Regions from separate parts of the Homo sapiens genome. Here region 1 is linked to region 2. A link is a loop called in an ENCODE intact Hi-C map of the cell type or tissue named here. Cell type or tissue: PC-9. All regions are shown on one strand. Each heading gives the region's core, and the rest is flanking DNA. Links, peaks and the distances in the headings are about the cores only.

Region 1 (5,386 bases), core at 261-5,260, 320 kb before region 2:
ATGGTGGCTCACGCCTGTAGCCTCCAAGTACCTCAGCTACTTGAGAGGCTGAGGTAGGAGAATCACTTGAGCCCAGGAGGTTGAGGCAGCAGTGAGCTGTTGATTACACCACTGCACTCCAGTCTGGGTGACAGAGCAAGACCCTGTCTAAAAGAAATAATAAAATAAGTAAATAAGTTTGATTTATAAAAATGTATCCTGGCCAAACGCGGTGGCTTATGCCTGTAATCCCAGCACTGGGGGAGGCCAAGGTGGGAGGATCGCTTGAGTCCAGCCTGTGCAACATAGTGAGACCCTGATTTTACAAAATAATAATAATAATAATAATAATAATAATAATAATAAAAGGAATCTCTAAAAACACACAGGGGCAGGAGAGTTCTAATATTTTCTTATGTTCCTGAGTCCTATCTAAATTGCAGAATACAAGAAAGTAGTCCTTACATGTATATAATGCCTTTGACTGGCATTAGTACAGTCTTCTTTAACTTTATGTAGAGGATTCTATGTCTCCCATCCCCTAAAACCTAGTCAAATGGAAGCTAAGCAACTTCCTTGCGTTAAAGTTTATAAAGTTTATTTGCCATTCAAATGTAGTTTACCTTCTGTCCTTCTCCTGTAACTAGGTAACACCTTCCCAGCATAAATCGACAGGAACCAACATTGACTTGACACCAGGGATGTAGCAGTTGAATATAATCCTTAAAGGCATAAAAGGTGCTTTCTGATTAGAAAATAAATGTTACTTAAGGAGATACTCATTCCCAAGTTATTCGTCACAGAGGATGAAAAGACAGTGTTTGAACAAATGTTTTATTTCCTGACATAATTCTGATATTAAAACCTACCCCTGTTGCCTTCCTTCTTCATCCATTCCCCCTTTCCTTACACAAACAGGAGTCCAGTAACACACATACACATACTTTACATCTCAGCAATTTTCCAATTTTTGGTATTTATTGGTTCAATGACTAGATTCCAGTAAAGGATTTATATGAAAACAATAGTACATTTGAATTACTATGAAGAAAACCTAGCAGAGACAAATTCTTAAAAAGACACTCTAGAGGCCAGGCACGGTGGCTCATGCCTGTAATCCCAGCACTCTGGGGAGACGGGTGGATCACCTGAGGTCAGGAGTTCGAGACCAGCCTCGCCAACATAGTGAAACCCAGTCACTACTAAAAATACAAAAATTAGCTGGGCGCGGTGGCACGTGCCTGTAATCCCAGCTACTCGGGAGGCTGAGACAGGAGAATTGCTTGAACCCAGGAGGTGGAGGCTGCAGTGAGCCAAGATCATGCCACTGCACTCCAGCCTGGGCAACAGAGTGAGACTCCGTTTCAGGAAAAAAAAAAAAAGATACTCTAGAAAAAATCACGTTAGGAATTATACTGTCCAGAGAGAAGTAGAGAAAAATCTCTCTCTTTAAAAATTTATTTTATTACTTTCTTTAAAAGCCTTTAGAACCAGGTATTCTCTCAGCCAAGTACTAACCATGCCCAACCCTATTTAGCTTCGTAGATCAGACAAAATCAAGCAAGTTCAGGATGGTATAGAAATAGAGAACAATCTCTTTGGGGTATGTCTTCACATAATCAAGTTTAAATTATTGTGGTTCTTTAAAATGCAGTTAACATTTACAAAGAAAAAAATTCAGCAATCCCATGCTTTACAAGAATGTGTAGACATGAAATGTTCAAAGGAACTCACCTGCAATTGTACATATTGGCAATTTCCCATCAAACATTCTAGAAAGAGACAACCAGGATTGCTAGGCCATCTAGTCATTGGTTAAGGATATTTCTTAATTTTTGTTGGCAAATCTTAAACATATACATTGGGCATCAAATTCAGAAAAGTCCATAAAATAGCTTAATTTACATAAACAAGGCAGAGAAGTTGGCCAACCACATGTTCTTTCATCATCACTAGAATACAGTTAAACAGTTACTTTTATACCAGGAGACTTGTTATAGTGCTTAGAACTCAGATAACTATGGAATAAAGCATCTATTTCACCAGGCACGGTGGCTCACTCCTGCAATCCCTGTACTTTGGAAGGGTAAGGTGGGAGGACTGCTTGAGCCCAGGAAATCAAGACCAGCCTGGGCAACACATAAGAGTCCTGTCTCTAAAAATAAATAAATTTTTAAAAGCCTGTATTTCATTCCTGGGTGTTCATTTTCAATTCCAGCTGGTGTACCGCAGAACACAGTATTGGTGCCAGTGGACATCCAGCACATAACATGGTACCTGGCATATAGAGTCATTCAATAAATATTTGTTGAATGAATGTCTTTTTTTTTTTTGAGACAGAGTCTCACTCTGTCGCCAGGGCTGGAGTGCAGGGGCATGATCTCAGCTCACTGCAACCTCTGCCTCCAAGGTTCAAGTGATTCTCCTCCCTCAGCCTCCTGAGTAGCTGGGACTACAGACGCATGCCACCAAGCCCAGCTAATTTTAGTATTTTTTTGTAGAGGCGAGGTTTCACCATGTTGGTCAGGCTGGTCTTGAACTGCTGGCCTCAAGTGATCTGCCCGCCTTGGCCTCCCAAAGTGCTGGGATTATAGGCATGAGCCATTGCAGCACCCAGCCAAATGAATAATGTCTTTTTTTTTTTTTTTGAGACGGAGTCTCACTCTGTTGCCCAGACTGGAGTGCAGTGGCGCAATCTCGGCTCACTGCAAGCTCCGCCTCCTGGGTTCATGCCATTCTCCTGCCTCAGCTTCCAAGTAGCTGGGACTACAGGCGCCTGCCACCATGCCTGGCTAATTTTTTTTTGTATTTTTAGTAGAGACAGGGTTTCACCGTGTTGTCCAGGATGGTCTCGATCTCCTGACCTCGTGATCTGCCCGCTTCTGCCTCCCAAAGTACTGGGATTACAGGCGTGAGCCACTGCGCCTGGCCGAATAATGTCTTAAAACAGACCTAGGTATTTCATTACATAGGCAGAATAAGAACCTTAGACTATTTAGATAGAAGAGAGCTGCTTTTTTTTTTGAGAAGGAGTCTTGCTCTGCCGCCTAGGCTGGAGTGTGGTGGCGCGAGCTTGGCTCACTGCAACCTCCACCTCCCAAGTTCAAGCAAGTCTCAGCCTTCCGAGTAGCTGGGATTACAGGTGCAGGCCACCACGCCTGACTAATTTTTGTATTTTTAGTAGAGGTGGGGTTTCACCATGTTGGCCAGGCTGGTCTCGAACTTCTGGCCATAAGTGATAAACCTGCCTCCACCTCCCAAAGTGCTGGGATTACAGGTGTGAGCCAACATGCCCGGCCAGAAGAGAGCTTTTCACTGGCTTCTAAATAAAAGGATACAAAAGCTGCAATAAATAACTGGTAATTGCAGTAATCATTTCAGGCCAATTCAATCCAGTTTGGCTCAGAGGTGCCTTTGGCTGAGAGAAGAGGTGAGATATAATGTGTTTTCTTGCAACTTCTTGGAAGAATAACTCCACAATAGTCTGAGGACTAGATACTTAAAAAGAAAAAGTTATGACAGTTTTGTGTAGTGGTAATTATCAATTTTCAATTAAAATAGTCTATCAATTCATTTTATGCTTGTAACAAACAATTTAGCACTTCAAAACAGAAAATGTATCACGGGTATATATCCAGTGGCAATATAAATAAAAGTAGTCTGTAAATTGTGAGGCACTATAAAAATGCAATAAAAACACCATTCACATCAAAGTTATAGTCATTTCTTTTCACTGATCTCACAAGACTTAAGTGCCTTCCCTAGAAATTCTTCATGATAAATACAATTAGCCCCAGGATTTCAACTTTTATACCAGAACAATACAAAATAAATTCTCCAGAATAATGGTTTTCAAACATGAGGGATACTTTTAAATATCTGTTGACTAAGATTACAAAAGTTACCATGAACGAATAAATTTTTAAATGATTTTGTTAATCACTGGAGCATCAAAACAGAATGGGAAAGCAGCTATACACACACACACACACACACACACACACACACACACACACACACACACACACACACACACACATATATATACCATATCCTTAACATATGCCTGATCTGGTACTACAGTTTCACAGACCCCATGCCACAAACGGAGATCTCAGGCCACAGCTTACTCATGCCTTCTGAAAGCAAAGAGCCTAGCCAACCTTTCTATGGCAAAGGTGGCAAAAGACCACTTTAATGAATATGCAATAAATCCCCAGTTTAAAATGAAATGTGTACATAGTCCACTCCTTACCAAACCTATTTGCCATTAAAGCACCAGAGTCTGTTAATTCCAGTACTGATAAGTGTTGGAGATTAGACTCCCTGTGAGAAAAGGGGAAAAGACAGCTTAGTAAATTCTCCTATGCTAAACATTACTTCTACAAGCTCTTCTACGAAGAACACTGTCAATTTAATTAATAAATTGCACATAAAAGCTCCACTGAAAGCACAAAAAAAATTGGAAATCATTATAATATAGATTGTTGCCCATAATATCACTTCGTGACCCTTCAATGAGGAGCCAGAGCAAACAGGATGGTTTATCTTATTGAAAATGTGAATCTCGGCGGGGTGTGGTGGCTCATGCCTGTAATCCCAGCACTATGGGAGGCTGAGGCGGGTGGATCACCTGAGGTCAGGAGTTCAAGACCAGCCTGGCCAACATGGTGAAACGCCACCTCTACTAAAAATACCAAAAATTAGCCAGGTGTGATGGCAGGCGCCTCTAAACTCAGCTACTCTGGAAGCTGAGGCAGCAATATTGTTTGAATCAGGGAGGTGGAGGTTGCAGTGAGCCGAGATCGCACCATTGCACTCCAGCATGGGCAACAAGAGCGAAACTCCATCTCCAAGAAAAAAAAAAAAGTGAATCTTGTAATTCTTGGATTTGGCTATAAAGAAGCTCAGCCTACCTAAAGTAACAAGCGTAACATTTTGTGTATGGTCTTTCCTTCTGGTTTCATCGTATTTTATATTCAACATAATTTATATGTACACACAAACGTGTAGTACATAAGTATAATACATAATTTATTTGTACACATACATACAGTCTATGATTACATGTGACTTATTTTCATTCTTATAAGTTGCCTTCAACCTGTAACAAATAAAGGCACCAAAAAGCTCTCTGAATCTTAATGGCATATAATTTTACGGCATCCTGTTAAAAATCTTTTTCCCGGCTGGCGTGGTGGCCCACGCCTGTAATCCCAGCACTTTGGGAGGCCAAGGCAGGCAAATCACCTGAGGTCAGGAGTTTGAGACCAGCCTGGCCAACATGGTGAAACCCCATCTCTACAAAAGTACAAAATTAGCTGGGCATGATGGCAGGTGCCTGAAATCTCAGCTACTTGGGAGGCTGAGGCAGAAGAATCACTTGAACCTGGGAGGCGGAGGTTGC
Region 2 (5,386 bases), core at 333-5,332:
GGCACCCAAGACACGACAGAAAGCCACCTCTAGGGCTGAAGGGCTAGAGGAGGACAGGGTGTTTCTGGAGCCCAGTGAGAGCTGGGGCAGTGGTGGACACAGCTGTGTCAGGACAGGAGGCCCAGAGCAGGAGGTGATGGAGGAAGGCACTGACTCCTTTCTCCTGTGGCCCTTCAGGGGCCTGCCCATTGGCTCATAGTGGAACCCGGTCACAGCCCATGTGGCAAGACCCCCCATGATGCCTTGCACAAGGTCAGCCTCCTGGGCCCAGAGCAGGTGAGGGAAGGGCAGTGGATATGTCGGGAGGGTGGAGTGGGCAGGTGGTGAATAACTGGCACTCGGGTTATCTTTTCTTGAGGTTAGGATTGCTCTCCAGTTTTATAGGTGAGGAAGCTGAGCTCAAGTGGTTTTCCTGTGGCCCACCTGGGTGTCATAGCAGAGTGAGCCCTGGAACCCAGGCCTGCCTCGTCCTGACTTCTGTGATCTCGGGCGATCACATAGATCGCAGTGTTCGCTCTTGCATCATGTGTGTTTGACAACTTTTCTGGGTGCCCCTGGCCCTAGGGTAAGACATGCATAGAGTCCAAGTCATCATTTAGGTCAAATCTCTAAAGTCAACTTACAAAAAGGAACAAAGAATAACCCTGCAGGTGCCATTGGCCAGGTTGTTTCTTCACCGCCCAATGATGCCTGACTTTGGCTGGGACCGTCATGCTTTCCTAGCCACGGTTGATGGTGCAGAGGAGGAAGGAACACTCCCCCAGGAGAGTTTGCTGGGCTTGACAGCATGCCCTGATGACCTCTCCCTCCCTCTGCCTTGGCCGTTCTGGTTATTTTGAACTCCTCTTGTGTTCTCACAGATGCTATTCAGGTTTTTGACGTCACCGCTGTGAACATCAGTGCCACAAGCCTGACCCTGATCTGGAAAGTCAGCGATAACGAGTCGTCATCTAACTATACCTACAAGATACATGTGGCGGGGGAGACAGATTCTTCCAATCTCAACGTCAGTGAGCCTCGCGCTGTCATCCCCGGACTCCGCTCCAGCACCTTCTACAACATCACAGTGTGTCCTGTCCTAGGTGACATCGAGGGCACGCCGGGCTTCCTCCAAGTGCACACCCGTGAGTTCATGCCTGGCTCTCACCACCCTTTCCTGCTGTCCTGCTCCGTGCCAGGCCCAGACACAGGATGCATGATGTAGTAATGGTGACTGTTGGCTGACCACACGCCAAGCTTCGTGTGACATGCTTTCCTTGCACTGGCACATTGTATGCTCACAACAGCCCTGTGATGTGGTTGGAAGTAGCCTTATTTTATAGATAGGAAGCCAAGGCTGAGAGAGGTGCTAGACAGGTATCACAGCTGGAAAGTGGCAGAGGTGAGATTAAGCCTCTGGTATTTCTCACCTGGAGCCTGCGCTTGTAACTCTCTTTCCAGTGTGGAGGAGACCTAGAGTGAATTGATACAGGGAGACAAAAATGACCTGGTATTCATATCCCCTTGTGTCTTGGGTGCTGACATTATAACGAATCACTGGCACAGCTGTATCTCATCTTTGTTTGTTTAAATGTCCCTTAAAAATAAGATTTTATGCAGCAAATAAAAAGCTTTAGGTTTCAAAGAAGGTCCGATAATGTAAAATAAAACAGTAATGGTGCACTAGTAGTACAGTGGTATAATATTGATTATATACTATTAAACAATAGTAGTGACACCAGCACTGCATTTTGCACTGTGCCATGAGATTTATAGACACTGTAGTGGCCTCCGAGGTAGGTATTGGGGTCCCCTTTTACAGATGAGGAAATGACACCCTGATGGCTGAACAGTTTGCCCAAAGCCACAGAGCTAGTGAGTAGCAGAGCAGGACTTGAACTCAGGGGTGTGTGGCTCTGGACCCAGGCTTATCCCACAAGAATGTCCATTCCTTCGCAGGAAGCACACCTTAGCATTCTTATAGATGTATTTTGGACTGGATCTTTGGGAAAATGAAATATGCTTGCATTTCTTTACCTTTTACTCTTTTACTATTTATTAGTTAGGATTAGGTTCAGCCACGAATAACACCACCAAAAACAACAACAACAAAACCCAAGTATCCGTGGCTTAAACAAGACAGGGGTTTATTTCTCTCTCCTGTAACAGAAGCCCAGTGCTAGGCAGGATGGGGATGATAGAGGTTATCCAAGGCTCAGTTGTATGAAACAGAAACTGTGAGCTATTTTAACCAAAAGGGATTTATCCTGGGAATTGAGGTTTTGCAGAATCATTGGAAGAGCTGGTGTATTAGTTTGCTAGGGCTACCAGAACAAGTACCAAAGGCTGTGTGGCTTGAACAGAAATAGACTTTCTCATAGTTCTGGAGGCTGAAGGTCAAAGATTAAGGCAACGGCAGGTGTGGTTTCTTCTGAGGCCTCCCTCTTGGCTTATAGATGACTGTCTTCTCCCTCACATGGTTGTCCTTAGTCTGCGTGTGCCTATGCCCTCATCTCCCTTTATAAGGACACCAGTCTTGCTGGATTAGGGCCTACCTTCATGACCTCACATTAACTTAATTACCTCTTTGAAGACCCTGTCTCCAAAGACAGCCACATTCTGAGGTCTTGGGGGTTAGGACATAAACATACACATTTGGGGGTGAGGGAGCACAAGTCAGCTCATAACAGTTGAGGAGCAGGCTTTAGGCCTCGCCCCAAGAAATGACTCCTGGACTAAGTCTGCAGAACTGACCCCCTGGAGAGTCACCACCTTGGTCACAGACAGCAGAGGGAGGAATCAGGAAGTCTCTGCTGTAGTTGCGGGATCCAGGGGTCTATGTTCTGAGCTGTGATCCTGGGATCAGGAAGCTGCAGCCACCGCTGAGGTTTTGGTTCTAGAGCCAGGCAGCGTGAGCTCCAGTCATTGCATCCACACTACAGGTATAAGAAGGAGGAAGGGCAGAAGGTTGTGCCCCACCCTTAAAGGACACTTCCTAGAAGTCACCCAGTACCTCTGCTCATGCTTCGTTGAGCAAAACTTAGTCACATTGCAACATCTAGCTCCATGGGAGCTGGGAAATGTGGTCTTTGTTTCCAACAGGTATGCACACACAGGGCTAAAAATCTGGGTGGGTATGATGAAGGGAAAATGGGGGAATGGATTTTGGGGGTCAAGACTGGTCTCTCTCTGCTGTCCCTCCCTGAACAGAGGCTCTGGGAGGCTAGTAATGCATTCGAGATAAAGCAGCCAGTGTGGCCAAGGTTCTCCTCCAGAGCCTGAGCCCTTGACCACAGGAGCTCACGCCTCCTCTCATTTCCTGTGAATGATTGTGTGCAATGTAAGCACAGAGCTTCTGCACTCTCATGATCAAGTGCTCTCTCCATGGCCAGAAACAGCAGTTTCTGAGGGGCTCATGTTGTAGGTGATGATACAAAGAAGACAGAGAGAGGGATCAGGTGTCCTAAGTGTACATTTCATCTCAGTATTTTCTGAGGTGGGGCATCCCTGTCTCCTGGAGAAGTATATTTTTAATCTAGTTGTTTACTTTCTTTGCATAGCCCCTGTTCCAGTTTCTGACTTCCGAGTGACAGTGGTCAGCACGACGGAGATCGGCTTAGCATGGAGCAGCCATGATGCAGAATCATTTCAGATGCATATCACACAGGAGGGAGCTGGCAATTCTCGGGTAGAAATAACCACCAACCAAAGTATTATCATTGGTGGCTTGTTCCCTGGAACCAAGTATTGCTTTGAAATAGTTCCAAAAGGACCAAATGGGACTGAAGGGGCATCTCGGACAGTTTGCAATAGAACTGGTAAGCAAATAGGCTTTTCTGTTAAACCATCATGTTTCTTAAAGGAAATCAGTATAATTAATAAACATAATGTTTCCAAATATTGTTTTTCTTTTAATTATCTAAGAAAAAACTTTAAAAATTTTCATAACACTAATGCTTATTTATTATATGAAATACAGACAAGTAAGTAGAAAAAACTTACATGGAAACCATCAAGCAGAGATAATCACTTTTGATGTATGACATTTTACAATTTTTAAACATATACATATAGATACACAAATATATGTGTGAGTATACATATATTTAATACATATATATTTAATATTTAATACACACACACACACACACACATATATATATATATATATATTTTTTTTTTTTTTTTTTTTTTTTTTTGAGACAGTCTTACCCTGTCACCCAGGCTGGAGTGCAGTGGCATGATCTTGGCTCACTGCAACCTCCATCTCCTGGGTTCAAGTGAAGCGATTCTTGTGCCTCAGCCTCCTGAGTAATTGGAATTACAGGTGTGCACCACCATGCCTGGCTAATTTTTATAGTTTTAGTAGAGACAGGGTTTCGCCATATTGGCCAGGCTGGTCTTGATCTCCTGATCTCAAATGATCTGCCCACCTCAGCCTCCCAAAGTGCTTGGATTACAGGTGTGCGCCACTGCACCCAGCCCACAAATATATATTTATTTCTTTCACAAACATTGAGGCCATCTGTACATGTGGTTTTGTAATCTGCCTTTTCCCCAACTTGCCAATTAATTATGAATATTCTTTCCTCTTAATAAAATATTTCTACAGGATGATTTGAACACCTGCCTGGAATTCCATCATCTGAAACAGAGTTGGCAGATAAGAATGGCCCCTATGCCAAATTTGGCTCATTGTCTGTTTTTGTAAATAAAGTTTTATTGGATCACAGCCATGTTCATTTGCTTATGTACTGTCTATGGCTACTTTGGTGCTAGAATTGAGTAGTGGCAGCAGAGAACGTGTGGCTTGTGAAGCCTGAGATATTTATTTTCTGGCCATTACAGAGAATGTTTGCTGACCTCTGGGCTAGATCAGTGGTTTTCAAATTGTGGTCCAGGGCTCTCTAGGGATCCCTAGGTTCTTTCAAGGGGTCTCCAAGGTAGTATTATCATAACAATACTAAAATGTTATTTGGCTTTTTCATTCTCATTCTCTTTTGGAGTTTTCCAACTTTGATCCGATATGGGATGACATTGTCTCTCAGGTCTAATGGAATATATGCTGTGGATTCTTACATTTTAAAAATTTCTTCATTTTAAATCCCTGATATAGTAAATATTAATAAATATAACCTATGTAAATACAAATTCTCTGAGAGCCTTAATAACTTTTAAGATGGTAAAGAAGTCCTGAGAGCAAAAAGTTTAAGAACCTCTGGTCAAGATGTGTTAGAAATTAACTACTGTGCTGTGTTGGGCAGGTGGACTGTTCACAGTCTTTCCTAAACAACACTGTGATGAGATACTTTGTTAGTTCTAGAAGGCTAATTGAAATTGATAAAATCATTTTATAGTCAGCTACGGTGGCCTGCACCCATCGTCCCAGCTACTTGAGAGGCTGCGG

The links. Peaks named below come from ENCODE experiments on the same cell type or tissue, not always from the same donor. Only the 100,000 strongest peaks of a DNase experiment are listed, where the experiment ranks them.
Region 1: it touches region 2 in a loop (3-fold over the local background); 1 of 110 quality-filtered maps calls a loop at or near these places.

What each region holds. Positions count from the first base shown.
Region 1 is chr11:47,802,836-47,808,221 of GRCh38, forward strand. It overlaps NUP160 (nucleoporin 160), which reads right to left. Exons shown (of 36, transcript NM_015231.3): 19 at 4,235-4,305; 20 at 3,318-3,477; 21 at 1,714-1,783; 22 at 603-701. It also overlaps the pseudogene RNA5SP340. Among named protein-coding and RNA genes, the nearest start is that of FNBP4, 38 kb to the left of the region's middle. In PC-9, for the core only: no CTCF peak of the experiment used is centred there; no DNase peak of the experiment used is centred there.
Region 2 is chr11:48,126,920-48,132,305 of GRCh38, forward strand. PTPRJ (protein tyrosine phosphatase receptor type J) reads left to right here. Exons shown (of 25, transcript NM_002843.4): 7 at 861-1,124; 8 at 3,540-3,797. Among named protein-coding and RNA genes, the nearest start is that of MIR3161, 33 kb to the left of the region's middle. RefSeq lists a silencer at 756-1,116. In PC-9, for the core only: no CTCF peak of the experiment used is centred there; a DNase peak (open chromatin) is centred at 3,012.